2 separate regions of the Homo sapiens genome follow, and region 1 is linked to region 2. A link is an interaction called in ENCODE POLR2A ChIA-PET data of the cell type or tissue named here. Cell type or tissue: GM12878. All regions are shown on one strand.

The links. Peaks named below come from ENCODE experiments on the same cell type or tissue, not always from the same donor. Only the 100,000 strongest peaks of a DNase experiment are listed, where the experiment ranks them.
Region 1: POLR2A ChIA-PET joins it to region 2 with 10 read pairs; 8 of 35 experiments call an interaction of 5 or more read pairs at or near these places.

Annotation. Positions count from the first base shown.
Region 1 is chr16:27,238,743-27,243,742 of GRCh38, reverse strand. All of the region lies in intron 2 of NSMCE1 (NSE1 component of SMC5/6 complex), which reads left to right. Among named protein-coding and RNA genes, the nearest start is that of NSMCE1-DT, 27 kb to the left of the region's middle. In GM12878, no CTCF peak of the experiment used is centred here; a DNase peak (open chromatin) is centred at 402; H3K4me3 peaks cover 591 bases; H3K27ac peaks cover 789 bases.
Region 2 is chr16:27,394,424-27,399,423 of GRCh38, reverse strand. No RefSeq gene overlaps it. Among named protein-coding and RNA genes, the nearest start is that of IL21R, 5.2 kb to the left of the region's middle. In GM12878, no CTCF peak of the experiment used is centred here; a DNase peak (open chromatin) is centred at 293; H3K4me3 peaks cover 639 bases; H3K27ac peaks cover 1,490 bases.

The sequences.
Region 1 (5,000 bases), 160 kb after region 2:
GGAGTTCAAGGCTATAGTGAGCTATGATTGCACCACTGCTCTCCAGCCTAGATGACAGAGCGAGACCCCATCTCTAAAATATAAAATAAAATCAATTAGGGTAGTATCAGTTACTGATCCTGCCTTGGTCCTTTTGGGCCATGATTGTGGGTTAGTTTTGGCTTCTGGACTGGTTGCTAGGGGACTGGCCTGGCTTCCTGCAGGTCTGGCTTAGAGGTGGTGGGCTGGCTTTCTGGGCAGGTTGATGTAGATTTTGGGTTGGAGTTCTGCTTTTATACGTGGTCTGGCCATTGGCTGCAGCCCATTGGCTGTTTGTATGTTCAATCTCTCAGAAGAATGAGTGTAACACGGTCCATTCCTTTGAGCTGCTCACAGTCCAGCCTGTGTGAGAAATAGTAACTGCTTAGCTGGTGGGTCAGGGAACAGAGTGACCTCATTAATCACTGTGTCTCATGACAGCGGGTTTCCTGCCCACATCGGAATTGGGAGACGGTGAACGGTCAGTGGTATATAACTTACAGGCATTGTTTGTTTGCACTATAGTGTTTGTAATTTTTAAGAATTACCAGGTTAAACAGAAAACAACCGCCAGGAGATTCTGTGTAAACACCCAAAACTCGGGCACTCGGCTGGAGCAGAGCAGTGCTGCCTTCTTTGGTAGAATGCGTGCCGCCAGCTCCCTGCTGTGCCCACAGCTGTCTGCAGCTGTGCTTCCTGCCTGCCTCTGTAGGCATCAGATTTGTCCATTTTCAGTTCGCTCAGTGCAATCTGAGCAGGAGGAAACTTACCCAACAGGGATCAGGAAGAACTGCTCTGGTTTCAGGGGCTGGGGTGACCAGGAAGCCTCTCTCCCGTCCCCTGCAGAGCCCCTGTATCAGCTCTGCGAGGGCTCCTGCATGGGTAGGGATGGGGACCAGAGCGCCACAGAAGGTGTCAGAGCTGCCACTCATCTCAAGGATAGATGGACCACCTGTTTTCAGTGGGTGTGATTAGATGAAATGTGTATGAACAGCATCAGTAGCAAAATATATAGTAGTTTATGTTTCTCATGACGATTTCCATTATGATCCAGAACTTTACCGTGATAAAGCAGTGGGCACTGCTTTATTGCCAGTGGGAGTCCTGACTGGTAGACCTCCAGCCAGGGGAAGGTCCCATAGATGCTGCATAGATAGGGACAGCAAGTGGATGTCCCCATCACCACTCCTGCAGTGGTGTCATAGGTTTTAGTACCATAAATGCATGCAGCTGAGATGCAGGTACTGTGCCCAGTAACATGAAATAAGTTTTATGCTCTGTCATTTGAGTGAGGCTAAAGAGCAGATTTTCTGATTGTAATAAACTTCTGATTGTAATAAACTTCTTGAGTTTAAGAAGAAAAGAACTCTGTGTACAGATCTCAGAACAATAGGTTTTAAAACCATACGTTATTAAAATCCTATTTCTTCTCTACTGTCAGAGCACTGAGCTAATCTACCTTGTCACACAACACTCATTTTTCTCTTTAGATTGAGATTCATGAGGGTCAAGGAGTCAAGTTATATGATTGTTGAGCACTGAAGTATTTTTACAACATTTTATTATGGAAAAAGTCAAACAGAAAAGTGGAGAGACTGATACAGTGAAGCCCTGTGTGCCATCACTCAGTTCCGATGATGAACGCAGGACTGATCTTGTTTTATTTATGTTTGTACCTGCTTACCCACGTTATTTTGAAGTATTCTCAACATCATTGCATGTATATGTAAGAATTTTTTTCTGATGAATGCCCACATCCTTTCGTGATTGCATCCAGCTAATGGCCAGACATCTGATTTCTGGTCTAGACTTTGTCGCTTCCTGTCCCGTCTTAGGTATGTCCTTCATCTCTCTGACCTCTGAGAAAGAGAAGCAGCGATCCTTTCTGGCTCGCCTCTGCATTGGTTGCTGAGGGTCTGCTGAGAGGTGAGGAGCGGCGCTGCAGCGTGTAGTGAATGAGCTGGTGCACCGATGGAGAGGACGGTTCGTCACTAAGTGATCTACCACAGACCAGCCACTCTCCTTCCACCCGGCTCTTCCCAGCATTGTTCACTGGCCATGCTTGGAAGTGCCCATGGCAGTTCTCATCTTTGCATCTGTGTGCCTGAAGGTCCAGAGAATCTTTTTCCCCAGGCGGTTGGGGGAAAGATGAGAGCTACAGGCTGAGAGGTGAAATCCTGTGGCCCCTCACAAACCTCCCCAGCCCCGTGTCCTGCCCACCAGCCCTTCCTTCTTCCCAGCCCAGGGTCTGCTCTCTTGGGCCAGCTCCACTCCTGCACCCCCGTCTCATCCAGGGCCTGCCCTGCCCTGTCCTCAGTGCTGTGCTAGCAGGACCGCCCGTCCACCCTGTCTGTCGGGAGGGCTGTCAGAGGGTAAGTTGGCTCACAGTGGCTTGGGCCCTTGGAGTCTTATTTTTTGCTGTTATTTCCTCTGCCTAAAAATAACATTTTATGTTTTTATTGCCTAGTTTAGAACAAAACTATTTGTTGGTCAGAGGTCAGGGCAGTAGACTTCCCAATTTCCTGTTGCCCAAGTGCACAGTGAATCCTAGGTTCCAGTAGCCTCTGGGAAGCAGGGACCCTGATATAGCAAGAAGAGGCTCATTGGTAACATTACATTCCAATGTAACTTAATCATTTCTTTCATTTTTTGAGAGATGGCCTAGCTCTGTCACCCAGGCTAGAATGCAGTGATGCGATCATAGCTCATTGCAGTCTCCAACTCCTGGGCTCAAGCTATCCTCCTGCCTCAGCCTCCCAAGTAGCTGAGACTATAGCCACATGCCACCATGCCTGGCTGATTTTTAAATTTTTTTGTAGAGATGAGCTCTTGATCCATTGCTCAGGCTTGTCTTGAACTCCTGGCCTCAAATGATCCTCCTGCCTTGGCCTTCCAAAGTACTGTGATTACAGGTGTAAGCCACCACACCTGGCCTTAAAATTTAATTTTAAAAGAAAAGGAGAAACTGTATACAGAATTAGTCCAAAACAAAATCTCTCAAGATGACTTGAGCCAACCCTTCTCCTTAGGGGAGAAGTGTCCTGTTTTGTTCAGTGCTTGTCACTTGCCTGGAGGCCCGTTTTCAATTGCCACCACTGATGGGCATTTCCTGTTAAAGGAAGAGTGGCTCTGTTCGCTCCAGGGTCTTTGCCTTTCCTCAGCTGCTCCTGCTGCCCTGCATGCTGTCCCTGCACGCTGGACCTGGCCCAGTGCTCAGGGCTGGGCCAAGGGGATGATGGATGCTGGGGTGGGCTGGGTTGAGGGGATGATGGATGCTGGGCTGAGCTGGGTTGAGGGGATGATGGATGCTGGGCTGGTCTGAGCTGAGGGGATGATGGATGCTGGGCTGGGCCAGGCCGGGCTGATCCAATGCATCTCCTCTGTGAGTGCAGCTCCTCTTTGGGTACCACCTCTGGTGTCCTAATCAGGTGCCCAGATGCCTTCCATCCTTCCCTGTTGGCCCAGTCTCTCTTGGTGACTCTGAAGCACAGGGCAGGTGCAGGAGGGTATAGACGAGATGACGGTGGGGTCTGGTATAGAGGATGTCCTCAGGCTTGTTCTGTGGAGCCCATGGGGCTTAGTGCCTGGGAGCTTAGGATCTGGGGTTGGGCAAGCCCGGGCTCCATTTCCTTCCAAGTTACGGAAACTATGAGCAAGTTGTTAACCTCTCCAAGCCTCCTGTATATACAGATGATACTAGTGATTTCATCTTACGGAGTTACTGTTATTGTCATGATGAAATGAACCATGTGAATGCATAGTGCTGGCACATAATAAGGTAATCATAGCCACACATTTGCAGGCCCCTTGATTTTAGCCTAACATGAGCTACTTTACTATAGCCCTTAAGAAATCCAGACACACCCTGCCTCTTCCAAGTAGAGAGAACACAGATAGCACTGTGTTTAGAGGTTTAGAGGTTCAACTTGCTTGATTTAAACATGTTGCTGGTTGTCCTGGCTAGGGTATCTCTTTCCCTCTAGAGGAGACATCTGTGCTAGGGCCAGGGCCTCGTTCCTCTGTCCTCATAGCTGGGCCTCCCATATCACTGACTGGAGGTTGGTGGTGTGCAGAGAACCAGCCTCTGATCCAGCGCTACCTACAGAAAACCTGATGTTTTGATATTTACTGAAGGTTGTGTCTTTTTCTTCAGTTGGTTCTGGATTCTGAAAAGGAGTGGTGTTGTTAATTAACTCCTAAGTCTTCAAAGTGGTATTTCTAAGACTGAAAGTAGTTGTCTCAGAATCTCACCATACGGACTTTATTCCGCACTCTTTATCATGACCATGGGCTCGTAGAATATTGAGGTCAAAAGGATCCTCAGACATGCCTTTAGCCCAGTGTATCCCTACAGATTGGCAAACTGTAGCTTCTCCACCAGGGCTCCTGGATCAGGGGAGAGACCAGGGGCAGAGCTGTGGACATTAGCTGTCCTGAAGACCTGAGGCTGGGAAGCAGCGATCTGGTGCAACCTTAGCGCTTAGTGGACATCATAAGGATCTTGGGAGCAAGCAAGAGACCCCAGTTCTGGTCAACTTAGAAAGGAATGTGTCGGGGCTGGGCACGGTGGCTCACGCCTGTAATCCCAAAACTTGGGGAGACAGGTGGGCAGATCACTTGAGGTCAGGAGTTTGAGACCAGACCAGCCAACATAGTGAAATCCCATCTCTACTAAAAATACAAAAAATTAGCCAGGTGTGGTGGTGAAACACCTGTAGTCCCAGTGCCTGGGGAGGCTGAGGCAGGAGGATCGCTTGAACCTGGGAGGTGGAGGTTGCTGTGAGCTGAGACTGTGCCACTGCACTCCAGCCTGGGCAATGGAGTGACACTCCATCTCAAAAAAAAAAAAAAATGTGTCGGGATGCTATTGGGGGAGGGACACATAGGACTCATTGGTGGCCAGGTGCACAGTTGGGGATAGGCAGGAAGCATGGCATCACCTCATGGCCAGAGCAGCTGGCCCTCTGTAGCTTCTGGGCTGG
Region 2 (5,000 bases):
ATTTTCAGTTCAGGCCAGGAGTTGGGGAATGGGTGGGATCAGCAGGGGTCACAGTCCCTTGGTGCTTAAAAAGTAGATGCATTTGGAGCTGCCAGGCCCATGTCCACTGGGGTAAACATGAGTCCCCTCAGAAATAGACATGTGGTCCCTTGAGGGGTTCCTCTGGGTCTGTAAATGTCTCATAAGTATGGCCTCTATACCCTTGGAAGGAAGGTGCCATAGGATCTCAGCGGCCCTCCAACCATGCCTCAGTGCTGATAGCTGGTCAGCGGGGAGGAAGTGGTCACATTTGCATTTCAGCCAAGGGGCCTCCTGGGAAAAAATAATTGACACACCCCCTCCCTCAACCCATTTCCTCTTTTTTATTTTTATTTTAAGAGCTTTATTTAGCTATGTTTTACATAACATAAAATCAAGCCACTGTAAATGTACAGTTCAATGATTTTTAGTGAATTTATCGAATTGTGCAATTATAACCACGATCCAATTTTAAAACAATCCCATCACTCCTGAAAGGTTCCTTGTGCCTGCTTATAGTCAATCTCCATTCCCATTCCCAGGGCCACTCGTCTACTTTATGCCTCTACTGATTTTGCTTTTTTTTTTTCCTAGGCATCTCATATCAATATGTTGTCTTTTGTGTTTAGTTTCTTTCAGCATCGCGTGTTTGGGGTTCAACCACGTTGTAGCGTGTGTTGGCACCACATATCTAAAAATCCATTTTTAGGCCAGGCGCGGTGGCTCATGCCTGTAATCTCAACACTTTGGGAGGCCAAGGTGGGCGGATCACTTGAGATCAGGAGTTCGAGACCAGCTTGGACAACATGGTAAAACCCCGCCTCTACTAAAAAATACAATAATTAGCCTGGTGTGGTTGCACACGCCGGGAGATTGAGACCAGCCTGGCCAACATGGTGAAACCCTGTTCTACTAAAAATACAAAAATTAGTTAGGTATGGTGACGTGCACCTGTAGCCCTAGCTACTCAGGAGGCTGAGGCAGGAGAATTGCTTGAACACGGGAAGTGGAGGTTGCAGTGAGCAGAGCTAGTGCCACTGCCCTCCAGCCTGGGAGACAGAGCGAAACTCCATCTCAAAAAAATAAAAAATAAAAATTGATTTTTATTGCTGAAGAATATTACATTGCATAGATATGCCACATTCATTTATCCTTTCATGAGATGATGGACATTTGGAGTATGTCCACTTTTTCCTTTACTACAAACAAGCATGCTATGAACACTTGCATGCGAGTCTTTGTGTAGACATGCATTTTCAAATCTTTTGGATATATACCCAGAAGGAGACTTGTTGAGTTAAAGGTAGTTTAACTTATTAACTTTTAAATAAGTTTAACTTATTAAGAAACTGACAAACTGTTTTTCACAGCAGCTGCCCTGTATTATATTCCCACCAGCAATGTCTGAAGGTTCCCATTTCTCTACGTCCTTGACAATATGTATTTTCTTTTTTTTTTTTTTCTTTTTTTTTTTTTTTTTGAGATGGAGTCTCGGTCTGTCGCCCAGGCTGGAGTGCAGTGGCGCGATCTCGGCTCACTGCAAGCTCCGCCTCCCGGGTTCACGCCATTCTCCTGCCTCAGCTTCCCGAGTAGCTGGGACTACAGGTGCCTGCCACCACGCCTGGCTAATTTTTTGTATTTTCTTTTGTAGAGACGGGGTTTCACCGTGTTAGCCAGGATGGTCTCGATCTCCTGACCTCGTGATGCGCCCGCCTCGGCCTCCCAAAGTGCTGGGATTACAGGCGTGAGCCACCGCACCCAGCAGACAATATGTATTTTCTGTTGGTTTTTATTATAGCCATCCTAGCGGATGTGAAGTGGTATCTCATTGTGGTTTTGATTTGCATTTCCCTAATGGCTAATGATGGTAAGCATCTTTTCATGTGCTTGGTAGTCATTTGCATATCTTGTTTGGAGTAATGTCTATTGAAGTCCCTTGCCAAATTTTATTTATTTTATTTTTTTTTTAGACAGAGTCTTGATCTGTCTCCCACACTGGAGTGCAGTGGTGTGATCTTGGCTCACTGAAACCTCTACCTCCTGGGTTCAAGCGATTCTTGTGCCTCGGCCTCCCGAGTAGCTGGGCTTACAAACGTGTGCCACCATATCCAGCTAATTTTTGTGTTTTTAGTAGAGACGGGTTTTCACCATGTTGACCAGGCTGGTCTCGAACCCTTAACCTCAGGTGATCCGCCCACCTCAGTCTCCCAAAGTGCTGGGATTACAGGCATAAGCCACCGTGCCCAGCTCCTTGCCAATTTTTAAATTTGATTGTTCATCATTTGTTGTTGAATTTTAAGAGTTCTTTGTATATTCTGGAAACTCACCTTTATCAGATATATGAATTACAAATATTTTTCCCATTCTGTGGCTGTCTTTTCACTTTGTTGATAGTGTGCTTTAATGCAAAAAAAATGAAAAAAAATTGACTATAGATTCATGGGTTTATTTCTGAACTCTAAGTTCAATTCCATTGATCTATATGTCTAGCCTTGTGCCAGGATTATCACACTGTTTTGATTACTGTAGCTCTGCAGTAAGTTTTGTTTTGTTTTGTTTTTGTTTTTGTGTTGTTTTGAGACAGAGTTTCGCTCTTGTTGCCCAGGCTGGAATGCAATGGCACAATCTTGGCTCTGCAGTAAATTTTAAAAATGGGAATTTGAGTCCTCCAACTTTATTGTTTTGGCTTTTCTGGGTCCCTTGAAATTTCACATGATTTTTAGGATCAGTTTTTCCATTTTTTAAAAAAGGCCATTGGGACTTTTATAGGAATTGCATTAAATCTATAAATTACTTTGAGGAGTGCAATGTTAAATCTTCCATTACATTAACATAGAATTTAAAAAACTTTATTTAGGTCTTTTCTAATTTTTTCAGCAATATTTTATAGTGTTCAGTGTACAAATCTTGCACCTCCTTGGTTAAATTTATTCTTAAGTATTTTATTATTTTTGATGCTATTATAAATAGAATTTATTTAATTTCCTTTTGGGGTTGTTTATTGCTAGTATATACAAACACAATTTATTTTTGTATGTTGATCTTATACCCTGTCACTTGGCTGAATTTATTAGCTCTAATAATTTCTTTGTGCGTTCTTTAGAATTTTCCATATATATGATCATGTCATCTGCGAATAACAGTAGTTTTTACTCTTTCCTTTTCCCATTTGAATGCCTTTTATTTCTTTTTCTTGCTGAATTGTTCTGGTTAAAACTTTCAGTGCAATGTTGAATACCAGTGGTGAAAGTGGGCATCCTCTTTCCTGATCTTGGTGGAAAAGTTTTCAGTCTTTCACTGATTTAGTGTGATGTTAGCTTGTTAGCTGCGGGTTTTTCTTTCTTTATTTCTCTTTCTTTCTTTCTCTCTTTCCTTCTTTCTCTGTCTCTCTCTTTTTTATTTGAGATGGAGTCTCACTCTGGTGCAGGTTGGAGTGCAGTGGCATGATCTTAGCTCATTGCAACCTCATGGGTTCAAGTGATTCTCCTGCCTCAGCCTCCCAAGTAGCTGGGATTACAGGTGTGTGCCACCACATCCAACTAATTTTTGTATTTTTAGTAGAGACAGCATTTCACCATGTTGGCCAGGCTGGTCTCGAACTCCTGATCTCAGGTGATCTGCCTGTCTCGGCCTCCCAAAGTGCTGGTATTACAGGCATGAGCCACTGTGCCCAGCCAGGTTTTTCATATATGGTCTTTATCATGTTGAGGGAGTTCTCTCTTATTCCTACTTTACTGAGTGTTTTTATCATGAAAGGGTGTTAAATTTTGTCAAATGCTTTTCTGCATCAATTTGGATGATCGTGTGGGTTTTCTTATTCTATTAATGTTATGTATTGTATTGATTAATTTTCTTATGTTGAACCACCCTTGCATTCCTGGGATAAATCCTTTTTGGTCACACTGTATAATCCTTTTAATGTGCTGTAGAATTAGTTTGCTTGTATTTTTGTGAAATTTTATATCTATATTCATAAGGAATATTAGTCTGTAGTTTTGTTTTCTTGTGGTTCTCTTGTCTGGATTTCTCTCCTGTTTTGTGGAGGAGTTTGAGAAGAACTGATGTTAATTCTTCTTCCAATGTTTAGTGGAATTCACCAGTGTAGCCATCTGACTCTGGACTTTTCTTCATTGGGAGGTTTTTGATTCAACTCTTTACTTGTTGTATGTTTATTAAGATTTTCTATTTCTTCTTGAGTCAGTTTTGGCAGTTTGTGTTACCAAACTTTAATATTTAAGTTGACAACTATTATTATCTAATTTGTTGGCATACAGTCATTCACAGTACTCCCTTATGATCCTTTTTATTTCTGTATGATTTGTAGTAATATTCCCACTTCCATTTCTGATTTTAGTGATTTGTATTGTTTCTTTTGCTTAGTCCAACTAAAGGCTTGTCAATTTTGTCAATCTTTTTGAAGAAACGACTCTTGGTTTCTTTCATCTCTATTGATTTTGTATTCTTTATTTTGCTTGTTTGCACTCTAATCTTTATTATTTCCTTCCTTCTGCTACCTTTGGGTTTCATTTGTCCTTCTTTTTTTAGTTCCTTTAAAAGTAAAGTTAGGTTATGATTTGTGATCTTATTTGTTGTTTTTTTTTAATGAAGGCATGTAGGGCTACACATTTCCCTGTTAGCACTGCTTTTGCTACATCCCATAATTCTGGGTGTGTTTTTGGTGCTTTCATTTTCATTTGTCTCTAAGTATTTTCTAATTTCCTTGTGATTTCTTCATTGACATGATGACTGTTTAAAAATATGCTATTTAATTTCCACATAATTGTAAATTTTCCAGTTTTCCTTCTGCTATTGATACCTAACTTCATTGTGATCAGAGAAGACACTTCATATGATTTCAATCTTTTAAAATTTATCAAGACTTGTTTTGTGGCTTAACATATAGTCAGTCCTGGAGAATGTTCCATGTGCACTTTGTGGTCACTGTTATTGTTGGGTGGAGTGTTCTATGTGTGTCTATTAGC